Regions from separate parts of the Homo sapiens genome. Here region 2 is linked to region 1. Evidence: chromatin loops called from intact Hi-C (ENCODE). Cell type or tissue: dorsolateral prefrontal cortex. All regions are shown on one strand. Links, peaks and the distances in the headings refer to the core of each region. The heading gives the core; the rest is flanking DNA. Region 1 overlaps LRP4 (LDL receptor related protein 4). Region 2 overlaps CSTPP1 (centriolar satellite-associated tubulin polyglutamylase complex regulator 1).

Region 1 (15,396 bases), core at 1-8,000:
AAGGAGTCAACCCAGGCCCCCATGTCCCATAGTAATAGGAGCAAACTCTTACAGGAAGCAATTTTTTGGGCCAGGCACTATTGTCATCACTTCAGATACATGAATTCATTTAAGCATCACAACTCTGTGAGCTAGATACTGTAATTTCCATGAGGATGAGGAAATTGAGGCACAAAAGAGTTAAGTAACTGTCCAAGGGCATGCACTTCCTCCTCACAGTCAACCATACATCACTTTCTGAATTCTGTCTCCCTGACGCATTCCCAGGGTCCCCCACTGCACTGACCCAGGGGTTTGTAAATTGTCATCTGGGGTTTTGCAGAGGCATTTCAGAAATTCCCTAGGCATTTGAGTCCAATGTGCTTGATACCAAATTAGAATTTGACCACTTCACCTATTTGTAAAATAGCCTGAGATTGACAAGTGAGCTGTTTCTGTGGTTTTTTGTTTGTTTGTTTCGAGATGGAGTCTCACTCCCATTGCGCAGGCTGGAGTGCAGTGGTGCAGTCTCGGGTCACTGCAACCTCCACCTCCTGGGTTCAAGAGTTTCTCCTTCCTCAGCCTCCCAAGTAGCTGGGATTACAGGCATTTGCCACCATGCCTGGCTAATTTTTGTATTTTTAATAGAGATGGGGTTTTGCCATGTTGGCCAGGCTGGTCTCAAACTCCTGACCTCACGTGATCCGCCTGCTTCAGCCTCCCAAAGTGCTGGGATTACAGGCGTAAGCCACCACGCTTGAACTATTTTTTTTTTTTTTTTGAGACGGAGTTTTGCCTAGGCTGAAGTACAATGGCGTGATCTCGGCTCACCGCAACCTCCACTTCCTGAGTTCAAGCAATTCTCCTGCCTCAGCCTCCCAAGTAGCTGGGATTACAGGCATGCGCCACCACGCCCGGCTAACTTTTGTATTTTTAGTAGAGATGGGGTTTCTCCATGTTGGTCAGGCTGGTCTCAAACTCCCAACCTCAGGTGATCTGCCCACCTCAGCCTCCCAAAGTGCTGGGATTACAGGCGTGAGCCACCGTGCCTGGCCTGTTTTTTTAACAATCTATAAAACATTTTGATATACTTATCCAGGTCAATCAGAATATTCTTAATACTAAGCAATCGAAACAAAACTCAGAAATAAACTAGATGCAAAGGCTGATGGAGAACTCTGTCATCCATAAATCTGATTCCCATGATCACAACCACCAACGTGGTCTCATTATTCTCACTGATTGAGCTCAATCATGAGCAAATGTTATATTTGAACCTATAAAATTGATATACATTAACAAATGTTTTCTATATTAGGGCTCCAACTAAGATTTCCCTGGAAGAAAAAGATGTCCTGCTGCCTAAGGTTTGCAAACCACTGGCCTATTCCTCCCACCGTTGCTGCGCATGTGGCATGGCTCTGCCCCTCTCCATGGGGCCTTGTTCCCTACCTGGGCTCTCCAGCCCAGTAGACACAACCTCCTCCACGTTGCTGCCGTTGAGGTTGGCACGGAGGATCCGGTCCAGGGTGACATCTGACCAGAAGACAAGCTCGCGGCGGTGGTGGAAATCAAGGGCAATGGCATTCTCCAGGTTGTTAAGCAGCAGTGTGTACTCAGAGCGGTGTGGCAGCACCTGCCGGATGTCGATGCGATTGGCGAACAGCAGCACAGGCTCTGGCCCTGGGAAACAGTATAAACATGGGATACCCACTGGGTTTCAGAGCCGCCCCTGGTACCCATCAGCAGGTCTTCAGCTGACCGATGGAGCCACTTGCTCACAAGGACATGCCCCAAGCTGTCAGCATCAGTACCAGAAGAGTGGCAACCTTTAAACTATATTCCTCCACCCCTCCCCACCCCACTCCACCCCAGCAGCATTTTTCTTGGGGCTCAGAATGCAACTGTTGCTGCATTTTACTGTGACAGAAATCTCTCTACCTCTCTGCAAATCCCTGAGCACCAGAGTACCTGGCCTTCCTCCATGCTCGGCCCTCTGCCCACCCAGCCAAGTGCCAACAGCCCTTACCCAGAGCCTTGCAGCTGCGCCGGTCGGGCCGTAGTTCATAGCCTGTTTCACACCAGCATTGGAAAGCCCCTTCGCTGTTGGTGCAGCCCTGGCTGCAATACCCCTCCTCGGCACATTCATTCACATCTGGGAACACCAGGCAGGTCAAGAGATCTCCCTTCTGTCGTCCTCCCACTCCCGCTCCCAGGCTGCCGAGCTGCTTTTCTGCCCACATCCCCATCTACTTTCCAGGCCTAGTGGGAAGGCTGTCTAAGAAATGGTTAAGGGCGGCCGGGCGTGGTGGCGCACACCTGTAGTCCCAGCTACTCAAGAGGCTGAGGCAGGAGAATGGCTTGAACCCAGGAGGCGGAGGCTGCAGTGAGCCGAGATCGCACCACTGCACTCCAGCCTGGGCGACAGAGCGAGGCTCCATCTCAAAAAAATAAAAATAAAAAATAAAAAAGAAGAAATGGTTAAGGGCTTTAAGGTCATGCAGACCTGGGCTGGAATCCCAACTCTGCTACTCGCCAGCTGTGTGGCCTTTGGTAAGCTACTTATCCTCTCTGTGCTTCAGTCTCCCCATCTGTGAAATGGGAAGGATGATCCCCACCTCCTAGGGTTATTGTGAGGACGAAATGAGGTCACACCGTTCAAATGCCTGACCCATAGGAAACACAGCTGCCTGTCTGCTGCCCCTGCTCAGAACCCCGACTCTGCTGCAAACCAGGCCCCAGCTCACCTTGGCACGTGTGCCCATCCTCTGTGAGCCGGTAGCCTGTGTGGCAGGTACACTGCACTGCCCCCCGCACCATCTGGCACTTCTGGGCACAGCCACCGTTGTTAACATTGCAGTTCTCCTCACCCGTCCGGGGCCCTGTGCCAGCCAAGCCAGAGTTGGGAGTTGAGCCCAGAATCCTCCCCCAGAGAGCCAACTTGGCATTCCACCTGGACCACAAAGAACAGCTCCCAAAGCTGCAAGAGTCCTGAGGGAGGATTCCCTTTGAACCCTATGGGTGGGGTTCGGCCACAAACCATGGGCCAGGTCCGCCCACTGGGGACACTCACGGCAATTCTGCTGTGGGCTTTCGTCGCTGTTGTCACCACAGTCGTTGACCCCGTTGCACAGCTTCCTCTGCCCAATGCAGCGCCCATTCCAACACAGGAACTGGTCCAAGGCACATTGGGGGCTTCCTAGAGAGATGGAGGGTCAGGTCATAGCAAGGCAGGGCTTGGGCCAACAAAGAGATGGGAGCCTGTCATTTTCTAGGGTAAGCTGGAGACAGATGAGACTCAAGGTGGGAGGGTGAGGGTCCTGGGCAGGAAGCAGCTCAGACAGGGCTGGCTGAATGTCTGCATTTGCTTTCTCCCCAGGACTCCACAGTGGGATGGTGAGGAATATGGAACAGAATGAAAAAGTGCAACCACATGCTCAATACTGGGTGTGGCCAGGGGAGCACACATGGGGGCTGCCAGATGGAGGGTAGTCCTTCCTCACTAGACCAGAGCTAAAGGCACTGGCTGTGTGTGAGTTAGAATAGGAGTGGCAATTGAAACTCGCAGCTCTGATACTGTGCTCCAGGCCATAAGGCCGCAGGTCAATGATGCACCTGGATTTTACACTGGTAAAACCTCAACCCAACTGGAAAGATACCAAAGCACCCTCTTTTCCACCCTTCCACCCCAACTATAGGCTAAGGGTTCTGGGGCACCCCGGGAGACACCACCTGTATTCTCACAGTTCTCTTCATCGCTGTTGTCTGCACAGTCGTCCTCCCCATCACAGCGCCAGGACAGGCGGACACAGCGGCCTGAGTGACAGCGGAACTGTTCTGCCGTACACATGGAGGTGGCTGGGCAAAGCAAAGGCTTAATGAAAGGTGGGCCCCATTTCAGCCTGAAATTCTCCCTGCCACCCAAATCTGCAGCTTATATCAGTACCCATGCCACTCTTGACACCGGGATCACAGCTGGTCTATATAGTGTCTTTGTGTGAATCAGAAAAAAGTATCCTTTCCTCAAGACACTTTACTGCCATCTGCTGGAAAACTGCCATGATGAGTATATAAATCTATTATGTGACTGGCTTCCCTTTGGACATATTGCCTCTGCACAGTGCACAACCTACACAACTGTACATGGTGGTGGTCTTACCCAGTGTCTTCAAGATTTATGGGTAGTGGCCTGTTTGTCTTTTTTTTTTTTTCTTTTTATTTTTTTATTTTTATTTTTTTTTATTTTTTAATTTTTTTATTATCATTCTTGGGTGTTTCTCGCAGAGGGGGATTTGGCAGGGTCATAGGACAATAGTGGAGGGAAGGTCAGCAGATAAACAAGTGAACAAAGGTCTCTGGTTTTCCTAGGCAGAGGACCCTGCGGCCTTCCGCAGTGTTTGTGTCCCTGGGTACTTGAGATTAGGGAGTGGTGATGACTCTTAACGAGCATGCGGCCTTCAAGCATCTGTTTAACAAAGCACATCTTGCACCGCCCTTAATCCATTTAACCCTGAGTGGACACAGCACATGTTTCAGAGAGCACAGGGTTGGGGGTAAGGTCACAGATCAACAGGATCCCAAGGCAGAAGAATTTTTCTTAGTACAGAACAAAATGAAAAGTCTCCCATGTATACTTCTTTCTACACAGACACGGCAACCATCCGATTTCTCAATCTTTTCCCCACCTTTCCCTCCTTTCTATTCCACAAAACCGCCATTGTCATCATGGCCCGTTCTCAATGAGCTGTTGGGTACACCTCCCAGACGGGGTGGTGGCCTGGCAGAGGGGCTCCTCACTTCCCAGTAGGGGCGGCCGGGCAGAGGCGCCCCTCACCTCCCGGACGGGGCGGCTGGCCGGGCGGGGGGCTGACCCCCCAACCTCCCTCCCGGACGGGGCGGCTGGCCGGGCGGGGGGCTGACCCCCCCACCTCCCTCCCGGACGGGGTGGCTGACCGGGCGGGGGGCTGACCCCCCCACCTCCCTCCTGGATGGGGCGGCTGGCCGGGCAGAGGGGCTCCTCACTTCCCAGTAGGGGCGGCCAGGCAGAGGCGCCCCTCACCTCCCGGATTGTCTTGTTTTTTGAGATGTCATCTCACTCTGCTACAGGGACGCCGTCTCGGGTCACTGCAACCTCTGCCTCCTAGGTTCAAGCGATTCTCCTGCCTCAGCCTCCCGAGTAGCTGGGATTACAGGCATGCGCCACCACACCCAGCTAAGTTTTGTATTTTTAGTAGAGATGGGGTTTAACCATGTTACCCAGGCTGGTCTTGAACTCCTGACCTCAAGCAATCCACCCACCTTGGTCTCCCAAAGTGCTGGCATTATAAGCATGAGCCACCGCGCCCAGCCGGTAGTGGCCTCTTTGGCTCCACAAGCCTTCTCCTTAGTTCAAGCCCAACCTAATTCCATTTCCCCACTCACTGCAGTTGCGCTCATCAGACTGGTCATCACAGTCCGCGTCACCATCGCAGCGCCAGCCTGCATTGATGCACAGGCCACTGTCACACATGAACTCCCCAGAGCGGCAGGGCTGGTGGGAGGCTAGGGAAACACAAGACTTCTGTCTCTAGCCAGTCTGTGCAGTGTCCCATGGCAGACTAGAAGGCCACAGCCCCAGAATCCCAGTTCCTCCATCTCTTCCCAAGAGGGACCAGAAAATCCAGAAACTCCTCTCTGAACTCCTGCCCCAGCTGGCGACTGTGCCTTGCCACCCAAGCAGTTCTTCCCAGCCTGGCCTCCCCACCTCCCAGCTGGCCAGAGTACTCACAGCAGTCAGACTCGTCTGACCAGTCTCCACAGTCATCGTCGCCATCGCAGTGGTAGATGTCGAGGATGCAGCGTCCATAGGCACACTGGAACTCCTCCAGGTTGCAGGGGGGCGCTGGCACTGCTGAGGCTGGAGGGAAGGCAGGGGTGGGGAGGGGCACACACTCAGGCCTGGATGAAGGAGAGGGGCCCTGATTCCTCAAGCAGGCAGGATGCTCAGGCAGGAGAGCTTCTTCAAGTGAGATGTAACCAGGTTTCATCTGGGACAGCCCTTATAGACGCCCATATTCAGGTGGACCAAAGGAAGCCTTCCCTTCCCACCTGGGGAACTTGCTCCCTCCCTAGCTCAGCCTAGGAGGAGCTGCTGCTGAGGCACCCATGCTCCTTGCCCTTGGTACATGCACTCCTCAGCCTCGCCCTTAGCCAATGGGCAGAACTGTCTGCCCTCATCCAACCCAACAGCCTGAGGTCTGGGGCCACTCACGACAGTTCTCCTCATCGGAGCCATCTTTGCAGTCGGTGTCACCGTCGCAGTACCAATGCTCAGCAATGCAGCTTCCGTCACTACAGCGGAACTCCTTGTCGGAGCACTTGCGCATGTCTGGGGGGATGCGATGGGACAGCAGTTCTGAGGGGGCCCCACAGGCAACCCTCTCACCCTCCTCTCTGACTCCCAACCTCACTGGCTTTGGCGGGTCTGACCTAGCCCCCGAAAGGCACCCCAGAGTCAGTGCAGACTCTCCAGGGAGAACGGAGGCCCTGGAGAGACTGGGCCTCAGCCTCCTGGTCCACAGTTTCTGGGGGGTCTGAGCGGCTCTGCCCCCTCTGCGTTCCTCTAGCTGCTCCAGATATCTGGGCAGTTGGAGGTTTGGCAGTGCTAGGGCCATTGCTGCTATCTTCTCCCATGGCCAGGCCACCCACTGGCCACCTTGCCTGCCTTCCCCCGTTGGGGTCACCCACCACACTGCTCATCGCTGTTGTCGCCACAGTCATTGTCACCATCGCAGTGCCACAGACTCCGGATGCAGTAGCCATTCTGGCAGGGAAACTCGTCCTCCTCACACTCCCGGGGGGCTGTGGGCACAGAGCAGTCAGGCTGCTGCAGGCAGTGGGGGTCTGGTGCCTGGAAGCCTGACTTAAAGCCCTCCGGAGCAGTCAAGTAGCTCCAGTGCTGCCCTGAGGGCTCCGAAGGAGGTGGCTGCCTCTCAGCAGCTTATCTGACTTCGAGAGGAAGTGAAAGGACAGGACAAAGTGCTGAAAACACAAGGGCTCATGTGGACCTGGGGCATTGCTTTCTGATTGAAAATCCTTTCCCAGTGGAACTCAATGGAGTTCCGCCCAGCCTCTGCCAACACTCACGACAGTCCTGCTCATCCGAGTCATCCTCACAGTCGTTGTCCCCGTCACACACCCAGGAGCGGCGGATGCACTTGCCATTGTCACAGTGAAAGTCAAGAGGGGAACAGGTAGGTAGTACTGAATCCCAGGAAAAGAAAAGAAAAGTCAATCAACCTGGTATTCTTACTCAGGCTCAACTAGGCCAGATAGCCTTTTGCTCCAAATCCCCTTGTCTTTTTTTCTTTTTTTGAGACCGAGTCTTACTCTGTCACCCAGGTTGGAGTACAGTGGCGCAATCTTGGCTCACTGCAACCTCTGCCTCCTGGTTCAGGCGATTCTGACTCAGCCTCCCAAGTAGCTGGGATTACAGGCATGCTTCACCACACCTGGCTAGGTTTTTTTGGTTTTTGTTTTTGTTTTTTGCATTTTTAGTAGAGACAGGGTTTTGTCGTGTTGGCCAGGCTGGTCTCAAACCCCCGACCTCAGGTGATCTGCCTGCCTCAGCCTCCCAAAGTGCTGGGATTACAGGCATGAGCCATGGCGCCTGGCCTTTTTTTTTTTTTTGAAACAGAGTCTGACTCTGTCACCCAGGCTGGAGTGCAGTGGTATGATCTCGGCTCACTGCAACCACCGCCTCCTGGGTTCAAGGAATTCTCATGCCTCAGCCTCCCGAGTAGCTGGTGTTACAGGTGCCCGCTGCCACACCCAGCTATCTTTTTTTTTGTGTGTATTTTTAGTAGAGGTGGGTTTTCGCCATGTTGGCCAGGCCAGTCTCGAACTCCTGGCCTCAAGAGATCCACCTGCCTTGGCCTCCCAAACTGTTGGGATTACAGGCGTGAGCCACCACACCCAGCCCCCTTGTCTGTTTTATAGTCCTTCCTTACTGACTCCTAGGCCCATCCCCAGCTGATGGAGAAGCTAAGCAGAAACTGCAGCTAAGACAGAGATTCAAAAGGTAATTGTGGTGAGGGGTTCACAGGGTAGGGGAAGAACAACCCAAAGAACTCACAGGAGCTAAGAAAACATAAGAAAAACATGAGCAAGAGAAAGAAGCGCCTTTTTCCCCTCCTTTCCTCTTGTTAAATGATGATTGACACACCCGGGCTCAATTTCCAGTTCATTACGTAACACTCTGAGCAAGTCATTTACCCTCTCTGAGCTGAAGTCTTTTTGGCTGTACAATGGGGATAATTATACTCAGTTCATAGAGGCCTTTTGATATAATGCCTATGAAAATGCTACATGAAAGTGAAGCATTTATCATCAACACAATTAGCTGAACTGGTTAGGGTTAATGAGGTCCAGGTTGTACCTCCGTTCCCATTAGACTAATTAGCCACCCTCAGACATAGATGCTACAGGTAGGTCAGAGATTGCGCCTCTAATCCAGACTATTGGCTTAGCAGGGATATTTCTATATATCCAAGACAGGTCACCCTGGCCAACTGTGCAGATGTTACCATGCTAGGGGAAAAGGGAGACTTAAGGAAAATATAAGTTTTTTTTTTTTTAGACGGAGTCTCGCTCTGTCGCCCAATCTGGAGTGCAGTGGCGCGATCTCGGCTCACTGCAAGCTCTGTCTCCCGGGTTTACACCATTCTCCTGCCTCAGCCTCCCAAGTAGCTGGGACCTCAGGTGCCTGCCACCACGCCCGGCTAATTTTTTTGTATTTTTAATAGAGACAGGGTTTCAGCGTATTAGCCAGGATGGTCTCGATTTCCTGACCTCGTGATCTGCCCACCTCAGCCTCCCAAAGTGCTGGGATTACAGGCATGAGCCACTGCGCCCGGCCTAAGAAAATATAAGATTTCTTACAAAGTTACTAAGAAAGGTGTGGCTGGGCGTGGTGGTTCATGCCTGTAATCCCAGCACTTTGGGAGGCTGAGGTGGCTGGATCACTTGAAGTCATGAGTTCGAGACCAGCCTGGCCAAAATGTTGAAACCTCATCTCTACTAAAAATACAAAAAATTAGCTGGGCATGGTGGCACATGCCTGTAGTCCCAGCTACTCAGGAGGCTGAGGCAGGAGAATCACTTGAACCTGGGAGGTGGAGGTTGCAGTGAGCCTAGACTGTGCCCCTGCACTCCAGCCTGGGAAACAGAATGAGACTCTGTATCAAAAAAAAAAAAAAAAAAAGGTTTTATTGTACAAAATACCAAAATAAGAAACATAGAAATAATCCACATTTGTGTATAGTATATAAATTTTAAAACGCACAAATATGCGGTACATATACACAAACATATTCACATAAATACAGAGAGACCTATTTAAAGAAACTCCCTGTTGTGTTCTCTTACACGTGTTGTCAAGTTTGTTTTCTTGGACATATATGCATGAACCAACCAAAAGAAACACAGGAGAGTTGGAGCCATATATAGTGAAGAAACTACCCAAATGTCAATATCTATCAAGCTTGCAAAAGACCAACTCTCTGAGTCCGACACAGTTGATGCAGAAAATACTCCATCAGCCTTGTCCTTGCCCCCCACCCCCAGGTCCCTCTCCACCACCTCCCACTGCCTCTGGGGAGGTACTTACTACATCCATCCTCATCGCTGTGGTCCCCGCAGTCATTGTCTCCATCACACTGCCACTGGGCAGGGATGCAGGTACACTCTCCAAGAGCACTCACTGCACATGTGAAGTGGCTCCGACCACAAGCACACTCGGGGCTGCTGGCCAGGCCTGGGCGGAGGGAAAAGGAATCAGTGAGGGCTCAGCTCCCACTCAACCCAAGCCCATTCCGAGGGGAAAGTAGAGGAGCCTAGTCCAGGGGCACTGTCACCTGGAGAGTCACAGTGACACTTCAAGGGAGATGCAGGCAGTAAAACCATGCCTCCTCCAGGGCATAAACGACCCAGCAGATACCCTCTGACTTTGGGCTTACAAAGAGTCCAGGTGACCCGCTCTATGACAGGGCTTTTTTGCATGGCACCTCTAAGGGCCCAGAAACAGATGATGCCACCTAGGCTAGGCACAGTGGCTCATACCTATATCACAGCACTTTGAGGGGCTGAGATGGGAGGATTGATTGAGCTCAGAAGTTCAAGACCATCGTGGGCAACATAGTGAGACCTTGTTTCTACAAAAAACTAAAAAATTAGCTGAGGGTAGTGGCATGTGCCTGTAGTCCCAGCTACTTGGGAGGCTGAGGTGGGAGGATTGCTTGAACCTGGGAGGTCAAGGCTGCAGTGAGCTATGATCACACCACTGCACTCCAGCAGGTGCAACAGAGCAAGACCTTGTCTCAAAAAAGAAAAAAAGAAACAACCCCCTCCAAAAAAAAATGATGCCACTCAGAGGTTTGGTGCTTTTGAAGAAGAGGAACAAGGGACAGAAAGGGTGATGTTGAGAGGCCTCCATAGCCTTCTCACTAAAACTAGGTTGAGATATGGACGCTCTGCCTCTGTCTTGGACCAGACCCTGGGATGTTGGCCAGGGAGGGCAAGAACTAATGGTGGAATTAAAATGCTGGAGCCTCTTTAGGATAAGGAATCCACACAGGGGAGCAGGAAGCAGGGTGGGCTGCTCTGAGTCCCCCAGGCCACCTCAGGGCAGAGTAACTGGGACCTGCCAGGGCCTTCCTGTCTGTGGCACAGGCCACAGCCTTGAGGAAGGCTGGCAGATGCAGCCTCTCCCCCGGCTTCAGCAGCACGCAGCTGGGCTTCCCTATTGAGCATCGAGCTATCTGCCTGGCCAAGTCCCATGACCAGCTGCTGTGCCCCCTCCCCAGCGTGCCCAGCAGGATGCCCTGGGATGGCGTGTGAATGGCTCAGTGCCCTGCTCCAGCCTCAGCTGGAACAAAGGGTTCTGCCAGGGTCACTCTCCCCCCTCCCAGCATTCATCCAACCCGCTGGGCTGCTCTGCTCGCAGCTGGGGAAGGAGGGGGCCGCAGCGCATGGCTCATCTCTCCCCCTTCCTTTCTTCTCCTCTTCCTTCCCTCAGCTGGACCCTGCCCTCAGGCTGGGCTGAAACAGAGAAGGAGTCAGCTCGAAATTGTCACCCCTCTTCCTATACTCTGTACCTGGTCCAGCTTTTCTCTCTCAGCTCATCTCCTTGATGTACATCCTTGTCTCACATTATAATTCCTTGGCCTAGCCTAGGGCTTAGGGCCAGGATAAAAAGGTGTGCTGCCATGCCCTCCAAAAGCAGGGAGAGAGCTCTAGAACTTTCCCTCTCCATCTCAACCCCAAGAGTAAGTGCAAGCATAAGGTAAAACTTCCTAGCCTGCAATGCATGGATGGATGGATGGATGGACGGACAGACGGATGGATGGATGGATGGATGGATGGCTTTTGGGTTCTGTGAATCCCTGATGCTACAGGTATAATGTACGTTTCTGGGGTAAGGGATCACAGCTTTCACCAGATTCTCAACTGAGGCCTGGCCCTCTCCCTCCACATGCTATGGTAATCAGCTGCTCTAGAAAAGATGCAGGATTGGGCTGGGCACGGTGGCTCATGCCTGTAATATCAGCACTTTGAGAGACTGAGGCAGGTGGATCCTTTGAGCACAGCAGTTTTGAGACCAGCCCGGGGAACATGGCAAAACCCTGTCTCTACAGAAAAGAAATTTACAAAAGTTAGCCAGGCATGGTGGTGGACACCTGTACTCTCAGCTACTTGGGAGCATGATGTGGGAGAATCACTTGAGCCCGGGAGGTTGAGGCTGCAGTGAGCCATGATCTCACCACTGCACTCCAGCCATGGTGACAGGATGAGACCTTGTCTCAAAAAAAAAAAAAAAAAAAAAAAAAAAGATGCAGGATTTCCTGCGGAAGCCAAGTGAGGTCCAGTTGGGAGGTGCAGTGTCTCTAGACCTCACAGGAAGGCCTTGCTCCAAGCCCAGTGCTCCTGTCTCTTCGGGTCTCTCTACAAATGCAGGGTAGAGGATTCTTCCCCAGGAAGCACTAAAAGACCCAGGTGCCCCTGCCCCCACTCCATCCTTTCTGGCCTGAGAACTCTGAGAAGGGAGGAGGGTTTTTCTCACTCAGATCCTGGACAACACAGCCTGAGGAACTTCAGTAGTATGACAGGCTCAGCACAGCTGTAGGCACCCTTTTGGTGAACTCTAGCTGGATTGAACAGCAAAGATGTTTAATTCCACTCCATGTGATGGGACTCCCCGGTACACAGATCCCCTTCATGGGGTATCATGGTGAAGAAAAAGGATAAGGCTAATAAGGATCTCAACTGGGGATATTTTGTCCCCCGGAGGACATTTAGCAATGTTTGGAGACATTTTTGGTTGTCCTGCTTGGCGGTGCTTACCGACATCTGGTGGGTAGAAGCTAGGGATGCTGCTAAAGACTCTATAACGTGTATAATTCTATACAGGATTACACGCCTGTAATCCCAGCACTTTGGGAGGCCCAGGTGGGCGGATCACCTGAGGTCAGGAGTTCAAGACCAGCATGGCCAATGTGGTGAAACCCCCGTCTCTACTAAAAATACAAAAATGAGCCGGGTATGGTGGTGGGCACCTGTAATCCCAGCTACTTGGGAGGCTGAGGCAGGAGAATTGCTTGAACCCAGGAGGCAGAGGTTGCGGTGAGGGGAGATCATGCCATTGCACTCCAACCTGGGCAACAGGAGCGAAACTCCGTCTCAAAAAAAAAAAAAAAAATCTATAACATGCAGACAGGCCCCTATGACAAAGAATTATCTGGCCCAAAACATCAACAGAGGTTGAGAAATGCTGCTAACCACACACAGTAGGGAGTGGGGATGTACCAGACGGGAGTTCAGGATGAAAGCTGTGGAAAGGACAGAGAGGAAGTAGGGGGGAATAGGAGGAGGAGGTTAGGCAGAGGACAAAGCACTGGACCTGGAGCAGACAGACTTGGGTTCCATCGACCAGCCAGTTGACCTTGTGCAAGTCACGTAGCCCCTTAAGCTTCAGTTTTCTTGTTTGTAAAAAAGCCACAAGGGGCTGAACATGGTGGCTCATGCCTATAATCCTAGCACTTTGGGAGGCTGAGGCGGGCAGATCACTTGAGGTCAGGAGTTTGAGACCAGCCTGGCCAACATGGTGAAAACCTGTCTCTACTAAAAATACAAAAATTAGCTGGGCGTGGTGGCGCACGCCTGTAGTCCCAGCTACTTGGGAGGCTGAAGCAAAAGAATTGCTTGAACCATGGAGGCAGAGGTTGCAATGAGCAGAGATCACGCCACTGCACTGCAGCCTGGGCAACACAGCGAGACTCTGTCTCGAAAAAAAAAAAAAGCAACAAAGATTAGACAAGAAAATAAAGGTGGAAAAAACTAATCTTATGCCTTGGCACACCAAAGATGTTCAATAATGGAGGCTGGGGTGTGCAGATGCAGGGCTGTGCAGATGCAGGGCTGTGGAGGCTAAATTTTTCCAAAAGGCCTTGATATTAAGAATCAGAGTACCAGAATAGAGCAAGTAGAGCAGTGTCCTGGGGCTGCGTGCAAATGAAAAGTCATACTGGTAGGGAAGAACCTTAAGCTCCGTTTGTTTTTTTAGGGCCCCACCCCCGCCTTTGGCTGAGTGATAACAGAAGTCCCGATTTCCCCCGCGCAGACTGTAGGAACAAAGCATTCCATCGGTGGGCATCAAGTTAGTTGCAGGCAGTTGAAGGGCCTCGACTTCCTGCATGTCAAATCAACATCTCAGCGTCCGCTGCAGTGAAGGGCGGGCAGCCACCGGTCAGGCAAACGCTTGACTTGGGCATTCATACAGTAAACAGACACATTATACTCCAAAAAGCCAGCTCTTCTGGGCAACTGCTGTCCCTCTGGGGTCCTCAGAGGTGGAATTCTGCCTTTTCACTCAAGTCCTGGCTGTGATCATAAAGGCAGCTTTTAACCCTTTTTAAGGAAAAGAATGGTGAGTGAAGAAAGAAAACAAATGACTGTGGGTGGCAAAATGCAGCCTTCATTTTAAGAAGTGTTGAATTAGAACACTTCACTATGCTCTGGCCTTGAAAGCTGCCAGCCACATCGCAAGCTCCCTTAGCCTCCAGGGGCCTGGGCTCTAGCCCCTCCACCTAATGCAATTCACTATGGAAAAGGTCTGTCCGCAAGGTATCTTTGATCATGAAGCCATCCAGCTTTTGGGATATATGTTAATGTGCTCATAGGATGTTTCTCTAGAGGTTAACTAAAATCTTACCTTTTACATCTCATCTCTCCCACTCCCGCCATCTTACCACTTTCTCACGGCTTTCATATAAAGCAAGCTTGTCCAACCTGAGACTTGCATGGCCCAGGATGGCTTTGAATGTGGCCCAACACAAATTCGTAAACTTCCTTAAAACATGAGATTACTTGCGATTTCTTTTTTCTTAGCTCATCAGCTGTTGTTAATGTTCATGTATTTTATGTGTGGCCCAAGACAATCCTTCTTCCAGTGTAGCCCAGGGAAGCCAAAAGTCTGGACAGCCCTGATATAAAGGAAAGAAGGGAAACATCCATCTGGTATACAAGACACACTAACTTAGTAGTAGACAACATAGATTCTAAAGTCAGAGAGATGAAGGTTCAAATCTTGGTTCTACCACAAATTCCGCAATTTTGAGCAAGTTAGTTAATCCCTCCAGGCCTCAGTTTCCTCATCCATAAAATGGGAATATTAACAGTTCTAACTCAAAGGGCTTTGTAAAGATTAACCCATATAAACTGCTTAGCACAGGGCTAACACACAGCAAAAGCTTCATAATAATATAACCATCTTTTTTTTTTCCGAGATGGAATCTTGCTGTGTTGCCCAGGCTGGAGTGCAGTGGCGCGATCTCAGCTTACGGCAACCTCCGCCTCCCGAGAAGCAATTCTCCTGCCTCAGCCTCCTGAGTAGCTGGGATTACAGGCACCCATCACTGCACCTGGCCAATTTTTGTATTTTTAGTAGAGACGGGGATTCACCATGTTGGCCAGGGTGGTCTTAAATTCCTGACCTCATGATCCGCCCACCTCGGCCTCCCAAAGTGCTGGGATTACAGGCGTGAGCCACTGCGCCTGGCCCCATCATTTATTAAATACTTACCAGGTGCCCTCCGAGTACTTTTCTAAGTGCTTTTCATATGCTACATCACTGAAGGCTCTCAACAACCCTAGGAGGTGGTACTGTTATTATTAGTTTGATGCAAAAGCAATTGCGGTTTTTGCCATTACTTTTAATGACAAAAATTGCAATTACTTTTGCGCCAACCTAATATTATCACCACTTTACAGCTGGGGACAATGAACCACAGAAAGGTTAAGTCTGTAGATAGATTGCACAAGTACTAAGGGTTGAGGCCAGCATTCACACCCAGGCAGGTGATTATACTGCTTCCCAATAAATGG
Region 2 (15,396 bases), core at 3,749-11,748, 210 kb after region 1:
TATGCAGAGGAGACGTCTTTCTTATAAAAAGCTTGCTTTTCCTCTCAAAGCTGTGAAGAAGCTAGTGAAGGGGAAGTTGAACTGGGTATAATATTGACAAATGTTTTGAGCACTTCAGATAAAAATGTTTGATAAGTGCAGTCCTGTTTGTATTGCCTTATTACACTGCTCATTGGAGAAAGTGTTTTCTTTGGTCACCTGCCAATGAAAAAGATTAGCCTTTTCCTGTATTTAGGATTGTTTCTTTGACTAGTTATGTTGGTAGAACAAGATAGACAAATGCTGCTGAAATTAGCAAATCAGTATTGGAACACAGTGATACTCATTTCTCCTCACTGCCCTTTCCAATTCATTGACAGTTGCCGCAAGCAGTATGAATGGGTTTTTTATAGGACTCTCTTTCTCTCCTTACCTATTCCAATTTGTATTTTCACTTTAGTTCCCTTGCTCTGATGTTCAAGACTTTAAAGGATTTGCCACTGCCCACCACACCATGCTTTCCTATTTTATAGGATCCAATAAGAAACATTTTTTCATTTAAATGCCTCTTCTATAACATGAGTCACCTTTTAGATTTCTATACCTTGTATCTTCTAGTTTCTATTTTAGTACAGAAAAATTATAGTTTCATCTTCTTTGAGGCAAGATATGAAGATTTTTTTTTGCCCTCCCTCAAATTTATTCCCTGTTTACAGCAAAGGAAGCCACTGGCTGCTTTTCTAACATTTCTCTATCAGAAGCTAGTTGAGCTAAATGTATATACTTTTATATTCCCCTTAATATGTTTAGATTGATCTGGGGTACATCTTTTGGATCTGGACATTATGAAACAAAGTTAAGCCCTTTAACCCATCATCAGCCTACATCTGTCTCTTCAGACAAAAAGGAAATGAACTTCCATTGCTGTAGGAAAAATTTATGTCACACATAAGGGCAAATTTGTTAGCAATAATGTTATTCAAGCCAGGTGTGGTGGCGCATGCCTGTAATCCTAGCACTTTGGGAGGCCGAGGCAGTGGATTGCTTGAGACCAGGAGTTCAAGACCAGCCTGACCAACGTGGCAAAACCCTATTTCTACTAAAAATACAAAAATTAGCCTGGCATGGTGGCATATGCCTGTAGTCCCAGCTCCTTGGGAGGCTGAGGCACAAGAATCGCTTAAACCCAGAGGCAGATGTTGCAGTGAGCCGACATTGTGCCACTGTACTCCAGCATGGGCGACAGAGGGAGACCCTGTCTCAAAAAACAAACAAAAGAGATAGTGTTATTCAGTACTGGGTTCCTAAGCAGTATTACAGTATAACCTTCTCTGAAATTCTTTGCTTTTGTTTTTAATAGAATAGATTTTCATAAGGAATGGATTAGGTGCAGACCTTCTTGACAGCATGAGATAACAAGTTATTTCTTGAAGTCACTCTTTAGAATAAATAAGTCGTATTTTATTCTGAGGGAATTTTTTTTTTTTTTTAGACAGAGTCTTGCTCTGTCACCCAGGTAGGAGTGCAGTGGTATAATCTTGGCTCGCTGCAACTTCCACCTTCTGGGTTCAAGCAATTCTTCTACCTCAGCCTTCTGAATAGCTGGGATTACAGGTGCCTGCCACCACACCGGCTAATTTTTTTTTTTTTTTTTTTTTTTTTATTTTATTTTTAGTAGAGATGGGGTTTCACCATGTTGGTCAGGCTGGTCTTGAACTCCTGAACTCAGGTGATCCGCCCACCTCAGCCTCTATTCCAAGGGAATTTTAACATTGATTTAATTGAGAGAATCAAAAGAGCCTGAGGGTAGTTTACAGAGAAGAGCCCTTTTAGGTAGTATTTTTTATTTGACTTGCCAACCTCTAATTCTCACTGACTTATGGTGAGTTTCAAGTATGGATAGTTTTAAGATGTGGTTAGTTCCCATGACTACAAAATAAAATATGAATTTCCCATGTTACTTGAAGACTGTTTGTGGGAGGTCTTCATTTAGGTCTTTGCATCTTCTCAGGAGCATATCATAATTTAATAGCCTGTCATCGGAACCCTGCAAAGATAGTGATATTCATCTTAGAAAAAAAAAAAACTTGCATACCTCCTATACAGCATTCTTTGCTGCCACCTAAAGCCATTTGCTCATGAAACAGTAACCTTTAGAACAATAGCCCGAGTTCTCTTCCTATCAGTCAATTCTTAGAGACTCTATTAGCACCTTCCTTTGCTTTTGTCCTGTCAGATGGAGAGACGGGGTTGGCAGAAGCAAAACAGCCTTTATAAATTTTTCTTAGAGGTCCGTGATCCTAGATTAAAGTAGGAATCAGAAGACATCAGGTCTAGAAATCCTCAGAGTGACCTTTTTTGACAGAGAAGATATTTATATGAAGAAACATCAGTGCCAATGACCTAAATTTAGCTATCTAACCTCTCAATATGATCATTTCTCTGCTTGTAAAAGGGGAATAGTGACACCAATCACTACCGTCCTCTGGAGTTTGAGAGATACTTAATGAAATAATGAACGTAATTCTCCTCTTGCAAGGGAATATATTGTTGACTTTTAGGAGAATGATTTGGGGGTCCCTAAGGGGCTTAACAATCTATTACCTCTCTGGCACTCAAATAGGATTATTGTAAAAAGCTAATCTACTGCCAAAAAGTAAGCCATTTATTCTGTGGATAGATCAGGTCCAGTGTGAAAAAAAGGATTTTGATCTCTTTTTTGGAATAACTATTACTAACTAGATAGGCACAAAGATGTCTTTTTTTTCTTTCTTTCTTTAAAAAAAAAATTAGAACAGAAGTGTAATTGTGTTTGATGGTTCACTTTGGGAGAATGTTAGGTTCAATCCTGAACACAGTAAATCAGATGATATACTTCTTTTAAAAAGCCTCTAGAATATGCCTTCTCAATTGAGGCAATATTGCCTCCAAGGGGGCAAAAATTGGTTCTTTGGGAGGCAAAAAAAAAAATTAGATATTATAATGGTTTGTGACCCTTAAAAAATATATAGATAGATAATATGTTCATGATATCAAAATTTCATGGGGAGTGGACAAATAGAAAAAAGGTCTAAAAAGCTAGGGGGTGATAATGAAAAAAAGACTGAGAAACTTTTCTCAAGTCTAGAATGTGCATATAACTGTCAATTACTCTTTCAGCTGTGTTTGTCCCTAAGCATGGGCAAGCTGCACATTGTCAGGTCGAAACAGCTTGCTATTGATTATTCCTTCAGTCTGAGAGGAACTGAGTTCATAGAAAACTTGAACGAAATGAAATGTATACCCTAAGGGGTAATGATTTCAGACAAACAAACGTAACAAACATCTACTTGTTAGAACCAATACTTTGCACTTTAAAATGTGGTTAAGCCTTTAAGGTAAGAGGTTTCTTTTTTCTCTTGCCTCTTTAGCCTTACAGAAAGGCACATCAAGGGTAGGAATGATCTTCAAAGTGCCTCACAGAAAAAAAAAAAAAAAAAAGCCAGATTGGGAGAAAGTGTGGCCCCAAAGGCATACTTTGGAGAGAGTGTGGCCCCAAAGGCAGGAAGGGAATAATTGACTAAATAGTAATGTAAAGTGTACAGCATCGGCAGGGTGTGGTGGCTTATGCCTATAATCCCAGCACTTTGGGAGGCCAAGGTGGGAGGATCGCTTGAGCCCTGGAGTTCAAGACCAGCCTGGGCAACATAGTGAGACCTCATCTCTACAAAAAATACAAAAAAATTATCCTGGTGTGGTGGCACATACCTGTAGTTCCAGCTACTCTGGAGGCTGAGGTGGGAGGATTGCTTGAGCCTGGGAGGTGGGGGTTGCAGTGAGCTGAGATCATGCCACTGCACTCTGGCCTGGGCAACAAAGCAAGACCCTGTCTCAAAAAAAAAAAAAAATGTACAGAATCAAAGTCAAGAAAATTGATGGGAATTGACACTGAAGTACTTAAGAAATTTTAAGTTTGCTCTTGCTGCTGGTATTAATAAACTTTCATATATCCAACATATTCTTCCTTCCACCTTTCTCATATGTCTTATTAGTTCTTTCAAACACTCAGAATGGATGGAATGATCCAAAATTGACTTGCTACATACTGGGGAATTTGGAAGGGACCTGTGTTTTGCTTAGCAGCCCTGAAACAATAGAATGGCCTTTTTTTTTTTTTTTTTTTTTTTTGAGACAGGGTCTCACTCTTGCCTAGGCTGGAGTAAAGTGGTGCTATCTCAGCTCACTGTAACCTCTGCCTCCTGAGTTCATGCGATTCTTGTGCTTCAGCCTCCTGAGTAGCTGGGACCACAGGTATGTGTTACCACGCCCTGCTAATTTTTTTTTTAATTAATGGGGTCTCACTATGTTGCCCAGGATCTCAAACTGCTGAGCTCAAGTGATCCTCCCTCCTTGGCCTCCCAAAGTGCTGGGATTACAGGCATGAGCGACTGTGCCTGATAATGGCCATATTTAAAGATATATTTTTTCCTCAGTCTCTGACTCTTCCTTGCTTAATCATCCTATTCTTTAATATACAAACCTATAACTTTGAGGAAAGAGAATCAGAGATTATTTCTCCCTACTTACCCATTTCATGGTGCGACAATGAGCACTCTTCTCCAAGCCAAGCATTTGATAAGCATTCATTGCTATGGGTATTTTACTGCCTTAAAGAAATCCACCCCAATTCCCTGCCGATTGATTTCTTAAGATCACAGAAGAAAGTGGAATGAATCCTAGAGAGGCCTTCAAGCTCCCTGACACCCATGGGGCCCACTCATCTCCACCCCCAATACTCCAATTTCAAAATCTAACACATTGTCCTTTTCTTAGTTCCTCAGTTCCCCGCCCTTCAGCTTCTCTTTGTTAGCCACTGGGTGGGTGTAACCAAACCTCAGTCACACTGTGGCCCCAGCAGCTGGGCTTCTCTCTCCCCCATTACATTGCAGACATTCTTTTCACATCATTTTGTCCTCTCTGCTGCATTCCCTACATTTGGCTTCATTCCCTCTGTGCAAACTTCTGTTTCAAGGGACAGCAGTTTGCCAAGGAGATGCTGGCAGAGAGGGTCCAGTTCTTTCCTTTCTATCTGAAGAGCCCAGTGTCATTCATTAGCATATGAGAAGAATGGTTGTAAATAAACATCAAATGAGGTTAACGAGCTGCAGCTCATCAATATTAATGAAGTCCACCTCACAGCCTTGGTATGAGGTACCAATGGCTCTAATCACAAGAAGCAGTTTCATAAGGCCCCAGTTACAGGGCAGGAAGGGTTAGATCCAGCGTGTTGAAATGTTTGTCATTTTATGACCCCAGGAATGCTGCAGGGTAAGGCAGTCTGATACCAGATCTGTGCTTGCAAACCCCTCTTGTGTTCAGTTTACATCTGTTTGTCTCAACAGGTGGAAGCCTAGGAAAAGGCTATATCTGCTAAGCCAGAATCTGGGGTGGGAATTCTCCAGGTCAACCTGCAGTTCCCAAATCAAAATGAAGTTCCAGAGTACCAGGGTTTGATCTCTCATTGCCCTTCCATCAGTTACCCCAGATAACCCAAACACTTGTTTCCAGTGTAGTGAAGGATGGTTTGAGGATCTAAGCCCAGCTTGGTAAGGAATGAAGAAACTCCCATTTCATGTAGCTCATGTGCCTGCCAGCCACCAGTTAAGTCCCTGTGCCTATTATTTAGAGGATTCAAAGAGTAACAAGGGCCAGGCATGGTGGCTCATGCCTGTAATCCCTACACTTTGGGAAGCAGATGTGAGGGGATCACTTAAAGTGAGGGGTTCCAGACTAGCCTGGGCAATATAGGGAGACCTCTCTCAAAAACAATAAATAAATAAAAATTTTAAAAGTAGTTGGGCGTGGTAGCCTGTATTCCCAGCTACTCAGGAGGCTGAGGTGGGAGGATCACGTGAGCCTAGGAGTTTGAGGCCACGGTGAGCCATGATCATACAACTGTACTCCAGCATGGGCAACAGACAGAGACTCTGTCTCTGAAAAAAAAATTTTTTTTTAATTAAAAGAAACAGTAAGTACAGCTATCATTTATTGAACACTTACTGTGTCCTAGGCATGGTACTAAACATTTTTGTTATATAATCCTCACAATAATCCCATGAAGGTATTCCCATTTTACAGATGAGGAAGTTGAAACTCACTGATTTGATGTCATGGGTCTAAGATCACACATCAGCAAGTGGCAGAAGAGGAGCTCAGATTTCGATCTGTCTAACTGCAGAGCCCATGCTCTTACTTCCTACCCTCTGTGGTATCATCTCAGAGCCAAGCACATAAAATGCAAGCTTTTGTGCTGCTCCTTTTCGTCAAAGATGTGTGTCCTCCAGTTTCAAGGGACTAAACACAAAGTAGTTCCCTGGAAGTAGAATCAGAAGGCTTTAGAATTAATTTTTTTAAGTCAAAGTGCCTCTTTGAAATTATTTTTAGAAAGGAAACTTTCATTAAATATGTTTTCCTTGATATATAAATTTGGGGTCAGAGGGATTAGGCTTTGAGAATATGTGTGTGTATGCATGACCCAGTCTGTGTTGATAGCCATGATACTGATTTATCCACCTTGTCACACTAGTTCCTTTTATGATTAAGCACACACCTTGCATGAGGTCAGTGACCATGGAACACAGGGAAACCGCTCCCATGGCTGATTTGAGCCTATGATCTTAGCCTCAATTACATTGTTTCAACAACTGAACGCCTGGTTTATTACTTAAAGTACTATCATTGTACTTTGTCTTAGGGGTGGGAAGGAGAACCGATCAAATTGTTGTTATCACAAAAGCTACACCTGATTGTTTGTAAAGAAGGACTTCTAGTGAAAGGATGAAAGTGAAACAGCTATTTCTCTTTCTTCTATTTTTCTCCTTGAAAATTCAGGGACCTAGGCCAAGACAGGCGGATCACTTGAGGCCAGGAGTTCAAGACCTGCCTGGCTAACATGGCAAAACCCCGTCTCTACTAAAAATACAAAAATTAGCCAGGCGTGGTGACACGCACCTGTAGTCCCAGGTACACGGGAAGCTGAGACACAAAAATTGCTTGAACCCAGGAGGGAGAGGTTGCAGTGAGCCAAGATCACACCACTGCACTCCAGCCTGGGTGATAGAGCAAGACCCTATCTCAAAAAAAAAAAAGAAAAGAAAAGAACATGAAAGAAAGAAAGAAAACTCAGGGACCTTACTTGGTAATTTTTACCTAGGCAAAATGCCCAGGAATGTTTCCACAGAATGGTACCCAAAGCCCACCCATGCAGGAGCCCTTCCTGCCACCAAGGTAACCAAGACTAGGAAGCAATTGAAACTGGGCCTTCCTTTCCCAGGCCTGTGGCTGTCAACTTGGCTCAGAAAGAGGCAGACTGATGACTTTGTCTCCTTACCCACTCACACTACCACACAGTTCTCATTTGAGCCTGGTCACATGGCTGTGCCTTCTTATGGCCAAACAAGGATACGCTGTTTCCCGTTCTTTGCACCCTGGGTTTGGCCTGAGCATCCTTAGATGAAACCATCAGGACCCCCAAACCTTGAAGCTTTTCCAGGGGCAAATTGCATGCAGGGGAAGGAGGGGCTGAGCTGTGTAGTGGAGCAGCGGATGGTGTGCAGTCGGGATGTTTGCAAGAGCCAAGGGGTTAGTTCATTGCTGCTTTGTATACTCAGGCACACCAGAAAACTCAGATTAATAGGCTGTTTATTCTTCAGCATGTTCCTTGAATCAAAGGCTCTGGATGGTATTATTAAAGAGTGTTTGTGAGAGCGCCCTGGAACACTCCTCCTGGGCTCCGCTCACTGAAGAGGAACGATTGAGTCCTTTCATTTCCTGGGCAGCATCCCTCTCACTCATTGCTCACTGTAGTATAAAGGTCTGTAGAACCTTTGTTAGAAACAGGATCTTTTGTTCTGTCCTTATGAGGTCCCATTACCTACAGCACCTTGATCTGTTGGAGTCTAATTATTTAATGTTCTTGTCTTTTGAGCTACCTGAACCTAATGAATGCAGTCCACTCTATCTCAGGGAGTTGTTTTGCTTTGGTTTTTTGCCTCTATTTGGCACCAGTTTCCTGTTTGGACAGTATTGCCTTTTATTTTCATGGTTTTTTTTCAAGGAGTTTGTCCAGGAGAGAAGGAGACATCCACCTGAAACCTACTCTGTGAAGCAAATGAATATGTTTTTTCTATTAGAAGATTCTCCTAAAATGTTCTGAAGTTTGTTCATATCTGGGAATTGAAGCACATTGAATTAAGAAAGAATTACTTCCTCCACCTCCACCCCTGCAATAGAGATTTATACTGGACAAGGTGGCAAAAAAAAATTAGGGGGAAACTGCTCGGTACAATTCCCCCCCAGTTCCCTTGGGGCAGCAGCGTGCTGCACATGAGGAATCACTGTACCTTGTTCCCCTGGCAGTGATACTTCTCTGTGGCCAGGCAAATACAGTAGTCCAGGCCTTCCACAACTTCTGCATGTGCGCATGTGCGCACACACACACAGACGCTCAAAACCATACCCCTCCTGGGCATCCCCTTAATAGAGGCATCCAGTATATTGCAAAGGTACTCATCACTATACACAGTGCAAATACTCAGCACTCGTTTATAGCAAACCCAGTATGAATAATTAGCAATAGTTTGGGATCTGGCACAACCCTTAATTACCACAACTAGAGGCCAGAAAATGAAATCAGGGTCATATATCTGAGGTTAGAACTCTAGAATCTGTCTGGCATCCTATAGCCCAAAGCACCACAGGGAGGTACACCTTGGAGCAATGGGAGCACTGTCATCCAGGAGACACTGTCCCCTCACTTTCCTCCAAAACCAGCACAGCTGTTTGCACGAGGGCTATCTGCCGTATATACAGTGAGACTAAGATATATATACACACCCTGGCGCTTCGCCTGATTTCTTCTGTGAAGTCCATCTGTTTATCCAGTTCCAGATCCCAAAAGGCAGTCACCAAAAACTAAATAGTGAGAAGGGACAGGCTTTTTTTTTTCTTTTTTGATAAACATGTTACAGTGAACAAAACAGATTTTGCAAACACATTCCATCTAGTAAATCTTACCTCACAGCTGTGTGAGAAGAGCTTGGAGGAGAGAAGGATGGGGAGCAGGAGGGTCTCAGGACTTGATTGGAGAATTAGAAAGTTCAGAAACCCACAAGGGTGGGACAGTTCAGTACTATCTACTTTTTTTTTTTTTTTTTTTTGAGATGGAGTCTCACTGCGTCGCCCAGGCTGGAGTACAGTGGCACAATCTCAGCTCACTGCAACCTCGGCCTCTTGGGTTCAAGCGATTCTCTTACCTCAGCCTCCTGAGTAACTGGGATTACAGGCGCCGGCCACCATGCCTGACTAATTTTTGTATTTTTAGTAGAGACAGGGTTTCACCATGTTGGTCAGGCTTGTCTTGAACTCCTGACCTCAAGTGATTCGCCCACCTCACCCTCCCAAAGTGCTGGGATTACAGGCGTGAGCCACCGCCCCTAGCCTATCTACTTCTTATAGGGTGATAATTGGCCTTTTCCCTTCATTCTAGCCCCTCATCCTAAACCTGGAATCTGTGATGGGCTCACCAAAAATGAAGATCTGGCTGCAGACTTTGGCTTCTTTCACTGAAAAGCTGATCTAGCCAGACTTTATCTTCAAAAGACAGGCCCTGCACTTCTGATGTTCCCTGAGCCTCTCCCACTGAGCCTACTCTCGTCCACTGTAGCCATGATGCTCTCTGGATTCAGACAATGGTGTGTTGTCCCAGAACACTGTATCTGGCCTGTCTGTGCTTCACATCTACCCCTTTGGCTAGGAAAATGAGGGACAGAGCTCACATCAGTAACTTGGATTCTGAGGACCGAGGACAAGCAGAAGAAATTGACCTTTTGCCTCAGAGGTGGCTGGATGTTTGTGTGTCTCTCTTCGATGTCAAATTGGCTCACTGAACCACTCAAGAGTTGTTTTTTAAAAATGTTCTGCTCACTCCTCATTTGCGGGTCAGATGCTTTGGATAATCCAGTGGAATTCTCTCTGCTTCACTGCTGGTTGCTGCCAGACACAGAGTGCTAAATCCTGTCAGTCGGTGACTTGAAATGATGATGTGTGAAACAGTGCTGCGATTTGGACATCCTGCACTCATTTGCATGGACTCCTTTGCCAGTTAACCACAGTAGTGAAATGGGGCAGCCTGGGGCAGCTTCCACAGCCCTTGCCTTATCTTTCCTCAGTGTCCCCACCCTCCCCCATGGCAGTATGTAGCTCCAGTAATTGGTAAGGCTTGGAATTCTGTTTCATTTAATATTATTCCCTTCCTAGGCATCATAGAGCAATTTCTTTAACATGCTAGATTGCAACATGCCAGAGACAGAGAAATAGCATTTGTGTGCAGAATGGAGAGGCGGGAAGCAAAACACTCTTGTTGCTGATTCCCATCTCCCGGTCTTTGCCCTTCCTTCTTTCCCTAGATTGCATGGCTGGCTGATTCTCATCTGGTGAGTTCTCAGCTCAAATGGTACGTTCTCAAAGATGAGCCTGGCACAGCCATCTCATGTGGTCCCACCCTCAGTCACTGTGTATCACACCACCCTGCCTGATTTATGTCATTGCTCTCCTCACTTCCTAAAAGTATTTCTTTCTTTGTTACTTTTTATTCTCTGTCTCCCCAACCACTGCCTCCACACATACACACTAGAATGTAAGTACCATGAAAATAGGGATTTTTATCTGTCTTATCCCTTGCTGTTTCCCCAGAATCTAGCACAGTCCCTGGCATACCTTTGACACTTAGTATATTGACTAAATAAGTAGCTAAGAATGTAGCAATTAAGAACTTCTAAAGCAAATATCCATGGTTACTATCAGGAAATAGTAAAGGCAGACAGACAGAGAGTTTGAGGAATGGAATGAGAAGACATGATTTCTTATACTGATTTTAATAATGGTCTTAATTACAAATTGAATACGTTAAGTCAAAGATCACAATATCGAGTCGCTCTTCATTTCTTCTGACTCAGACTAAACTGCCCCTTATTGAGTAGGTTAGGTCAGGGTCATAGAGACCAAGTACTACAAACTTCCTGGCCAAACTGGCATAATTGATGCCACAAAGTATGCCCACTTCCAGATTTCCACTGGGTGGTGCCTGGCTTTGCTTTCCTTAGGGCAGTTGCCAGAAGAAACTGGCACAATTTAAAGCAGTTTAAAGCCCAGCCTGGGTATCTTCATCTAGCCTTTATTATATTCTTGCCTGCCTCCAGTTCCCAAAAAGACTGCATTCCTGTCTGCAACTCCAGGGCCCTGAAGCCCCTTCAGTCATGAAAGCCATGGAGGTGGGTTAGCCCTGATCCACCCAGCGTGAGACAGTATGACCAAGAGAACACATCTTTTTTTTTTTTTTTTTGAGACAGAGTCTAGCTCTGCCGCCCAGGCTGGAGTGCAGTGGCGCAATCACGGCTCACTGCAAGCTCCGCCTCCCGGGTTCACGCCATTCTCCTGCCTCAGCCTCCCGAGTAGCTGGGACTACAGGCGCCCGTCACCACTCCTGGCTAATTTTTTTGTATTTTTTTAGTAGAGACGGGGTTTTACTGTGTTAGCCAGGATGGTCTCGATCTCCTGACCTCGTGATCTGTCCGCCTCGGCCTGAGAACACATCTTTAGTCCAGCAGATACATGGCACTCATCTCCTCAAGAGTCCTTCACCCAAACGAGAATTATTAGCTTCTCAGAAGTTATCCTTTGTCTTGTTGGGGCAAGATCTGTGCCTAGTGTCAAGAGAGAGATGTTAAAGATTAAAGAGCCTCCACCAGGAAAGGGAATGGTTTTGCCTGAATCTCTTAATTTGTTTTTCCCCGCTACGAGTGCATTCATGTTGCTGGGCTCCCTGGCTTACTCCCCGGTGGTTTGTAGTCATTTTCATCATGACTTTGCGGTTGCATTGATATCAGAATGAGTTTCGACTGCTGTACGTGATGCTTCCATGCTCCATTGCTTTCTCTCTTATGTTGCTAACGACTCTCCTGTTGGCTTCAGCCCTTAGCCAAGCCCACCCCACTCCACACCCCACTCCTTCCCTGTCTTTTATTGATGCTATGTTGACTTTGCATGCCTCAGTTAGTTCAGTTTTCTGAGCACCTGCAGAGAATTAACCATCTCTGCTTGCTGCTGCGGATCACCTAGGCCTTTGATCTGTTTGATTTCTGTACTTCTAAAAATGTTGAAGGACTCTCTAACCCCACCAAAGTACATAAATGGTGCTACAGTTCCTGTAGCCTGACCTCCTCCAGACTAGCTCTGCTTAGGGAACAGAAGATCTTCATGTAAATACAGATGTAGATACCATTTATTAAATGTTTTCTATGTACGATTTTACTGTTCTAAGCACTTAATGTGAATATTTCATTTAATCTTTGCTTATAGAGCTAAAAGGCCATATACATGAACTGGCCCATTATTTCTCTAACCTCATCTCTTCTTCCTTTCCCTCTTATTCTTTTGGCTCCTGCCATGTTGGTTTCCATGCTGTTCCTCTTACCCAATAGGCACACTCCCTCCTTAAGACTGTAATGGCTATTCCCTCTGCCTGGAATGCTCTTCCCTCAGATGTCTGTATCAGTTACTCCTTAACCCCTTCAAATCTTCACTTGAGTGTTACCTTCTCCATTAAACCTACCTAGACCACTCTAGAGAGAATTGAACCACCAGTACCACCTCATATTCCCTATCTCTGACTTGCTGTATTCTCTTTTTTTCCATTATATTTATCACTGAATCTCTTAATTTGCCTCAGTTAACTTTCTATATAGCTTATTTGTTTGTTTGTTTGTTTGTTTTTTGAGACTGAGTCTTGATCTGTCACCCAGGCTGGAGTCCAGTGGCACAATCTCAGCTCACTGCAGCCTCTGCCTCCTGGGTTCAAGCGATTCTCCTGCCTCAGCCTCCTGAGTAGCTGGGATTACAGGCATGCACCACCATGCCCGGCTAATTTTTGTATTTTTTGTAGAGACGGGTTTTCACCATGTTGGCCAGGCTGGTCTCAAATTCTTGACCTCAAGTGATCCGCCTGCCTTGGCCTCCCAAACTGTCAGGACTACAGGCGTGAGCTGCTGCGCCCAGCCTATTTGTTTATTTTCTTTATCATTCATTATCTGTCTTCCCCACTGCAAGATAAGCTCCATGAAGGCAAAGAGCTTGTCTATTTCTTCTCTAATGTATCCTAAGCACCTAAAAAGTAACATGTGACACATAATAGATGCTACATAATATCTATTAAGTCAGTGAACTTTGTCCCCTAAAAACCCATGCTGTAGGTTCTTCTGTTATCCCCATTTTGTTTATTTATTTATTTTTATTATATTTTAAGTTCTAGGGTACATGTGCACAATCTGCAGGTTTGGTACATAGGTGTACATGTGCCATGTTGGTTTGCTGCACCCGTCAACTCATCATTTACATTAGGCAAATCTCCTAATACTATCTCTCCCCACTCCCCCAACCCCACGACAGGACCCGGTGTGTGATGTTCCCCGCCCTGTGTCCAAGTGATCTCATTGTTCAATTCCCACCTATGAGTGAGAACATGTGGTGTTTGGTTTTCTGTCCTTGTGACAGTTTTCTGAGAATGATGGTTTCTAGCTTCATCTATGTCCCTGCAAAGGACATGAACTCATCCTTTTTTATGGCTGCATAGTATTCCATGGTGTATATGTGCCACATTTTCTTAATCCAGTCTATCATTGTTGGACATTTGGGTTGGTTCCAAGTCTTTGCTATTGTGAATAGTGCCACAATAAACATACGTATGCATGTGTCTTTATAGCAGCATGATTTATAATCCTTTGAGTATATACCTAGTAATGGGATGGCTGGGATGGCTGGGTCAAATGGTATTTCTAGTTCTAGATCCCTGAGGAATCACCACACTGACTTCCACAATGGTTGAATTAGTTTACAGTCCCACCAACAGTGTAAAAGTGTTCCTATTCCTCCACCTCCTCTCCAGCATCTATTGTTTCCTGACTTTTTAATGACTGTCATTCTAACTGGCGTGAGATGGTATTTCATTATGGTTTTGATTTGCATTTCTCTGATGACCAGTGATGATGAGCATTTTTTCACATGTCTGTTGGCTGCATAGATGTCTTCTTTTGAGAAGTGTCTGTTCATATCCTTTGCCCACTTTTTGATGGGGTTGTTTTTTTTCTTGTAAATTTGTTTGAGTTCTTTGTAGATTCTGGATATTAGCCCTTTGTCAGATGGGTAGATTGCAAAAATTTTCTCCCATTCTTTAGGTTGCCTGTTCACTCTGATGGTAGTTTCTTTTGCCATGCATCAGCTCTTTAGTTTAATTCGATCCCATTTGTCTATTTTGGCTTTTGTTGCCATTGCTTTTGGTGTTTTAGTCATGAAGTCCTTGCCCATGCCTATGTCCTGAATAGTATTGCCTAGGTTTTCTTCTAAGGTTTTTATGGTTTTAGGTCGAACATTTAAGTCTTTAATCCATCTTGAATTAATTTTTGTATAAGATGTAAGGAAGGGATCCAATTTCAGCTTTCTACATATGGCTAGCCAGTTTTCCCAGCACCATTTATTAAATAGGGAATCCTTTCCCCATTTCTTGATTTTGTCAGGTTTGTCAAAGATCAGATGGTTGTAGATGTGTGGCATTATTTCTGAGGCCTCTGTTCTGTTCCATTGGTCAATATATCTGTTTTGGTACCAGTACCAGGCTGTTTTGGTTATTGTAGCCTTGTAGTATAGTTTGAAGTCAGGTAGCATGAAGCCTCCAGCTTTGTCCTTTTTGCTTAGGATTGTTTTGGCAATGCGGGCTCTTTTTTGGTTCCATATGAACTTTAAAGTAATTTTTTCTAATTCTGTGAAGAAAGTCATTGGTAGCTTGATGGGGATGGCAGTGAATCTACAAATTACTTTGGGCAGTATCACCATTTTCTATCCATGAGCATGGAATATTCTTCCATTTGTTTGTGTCCTCTTTTATTTCGTTGAGCAGTGGTTTGTAGTTCTCCTTGAAGAGGTCCTTCACATCCCTTGTAAGTTGGATTCCTAGGTATTTTATTCTCTTTGTAGCAATTGTGAATGGGAGTTCACTCATGATTTGGCTCTCTGTTTGTCTGTTATTGGTGTATAAGAATGCTTGTGATTTTTGCACATTGATTTTGTATCCTGAGACTTTGCTGCAGTTGCTGATCAGCTTAAAGAGATTTTGGGCTGCGACAATGGGTTTTCTAAATATACAATCATGTCATCTGCAAACAGGGACAATTTGACTTCCTTATATCCTAATTGAATACCCTTTATTTCTTTCTCTTGCCTGATTGCCCTGGCCAGAACTTCCAACAGTATGTTGAATAGGAGTGGTGAGAGAGGGCATCCTTGTCTTGTGCCGGTTTTCAAAGGGAATGCTTCCAGCTTTTGCCCATT

What was found. Hi-C counts contacts between places; a loop is a spot of excess contacts. Peaks named below come from ENCODE experiments on the same cell type or tissue, not always from the same donor. Only the 100,000 strongest peaks of a DNase experiment are listed, where the experiment ranks them.
Region 2: it touches region 1 in a loop (2.0-fold over the local background); 4 of 110 quality-filtered maps call a loop at or near these places.

What each region holds. Positions count from the first base shown.
Region 1 is chr11:46,893,158-46,908,553 of GRCh38, forward strand. LRP4 (LDL receptor related protein 4) reads right to left here. Exons shown (of 38, transcript NM_002334.4): 2 at 9,626-9,772; 3 at 7,105-7,221; 4 at 6,706-6,819; 5 at 6,230-6,346; 6 at 5,747-5,875; 7 at 5,401-5,520; 8 at 3,712-3,837; 9 at 3,053-3,178; 10 at 2,727-2,861; 11 at 2,009-2,134; 12 at 1,432-1,662. Among named protein-coding and RNA genes, the nearest start is that of LRP4, 18 kb to the right of the region's middle. RefSeq lists enhancers at 3,215-3,940, 12,772-13,606, 13,607-14,439. In dorsolateral prefrontal cortex, for the core only: a CTCF peak has its summit at 4,039 (motif pointing left); a DNase peak (open chromatin) is centred at 2,864; H3K27ac peaks cover 4,684 bases.
Region 2 is chr11:47,099,549-47,114,944 of GRCh38, forward strand. All of the region lies in intron 3 of CSTPP1 (centriolar satellite-associated tubulin polyglutamylase complex regulator 1), which reads left to right. Among named protein-coding and RNA genes, the nearest start is that of ARFGAP2, 70 kb to the right of the region's middle. In dorsolateral prefrontal cortex, for the core only: no CTCF peak of the experiment used is centred there; DNase peaks (open chromatin) are centred at 7,413, 8,833 and 10,057; H3K4me3 peaks cover 1,327 bases; H3K27ac peaks cover 7,187 bases.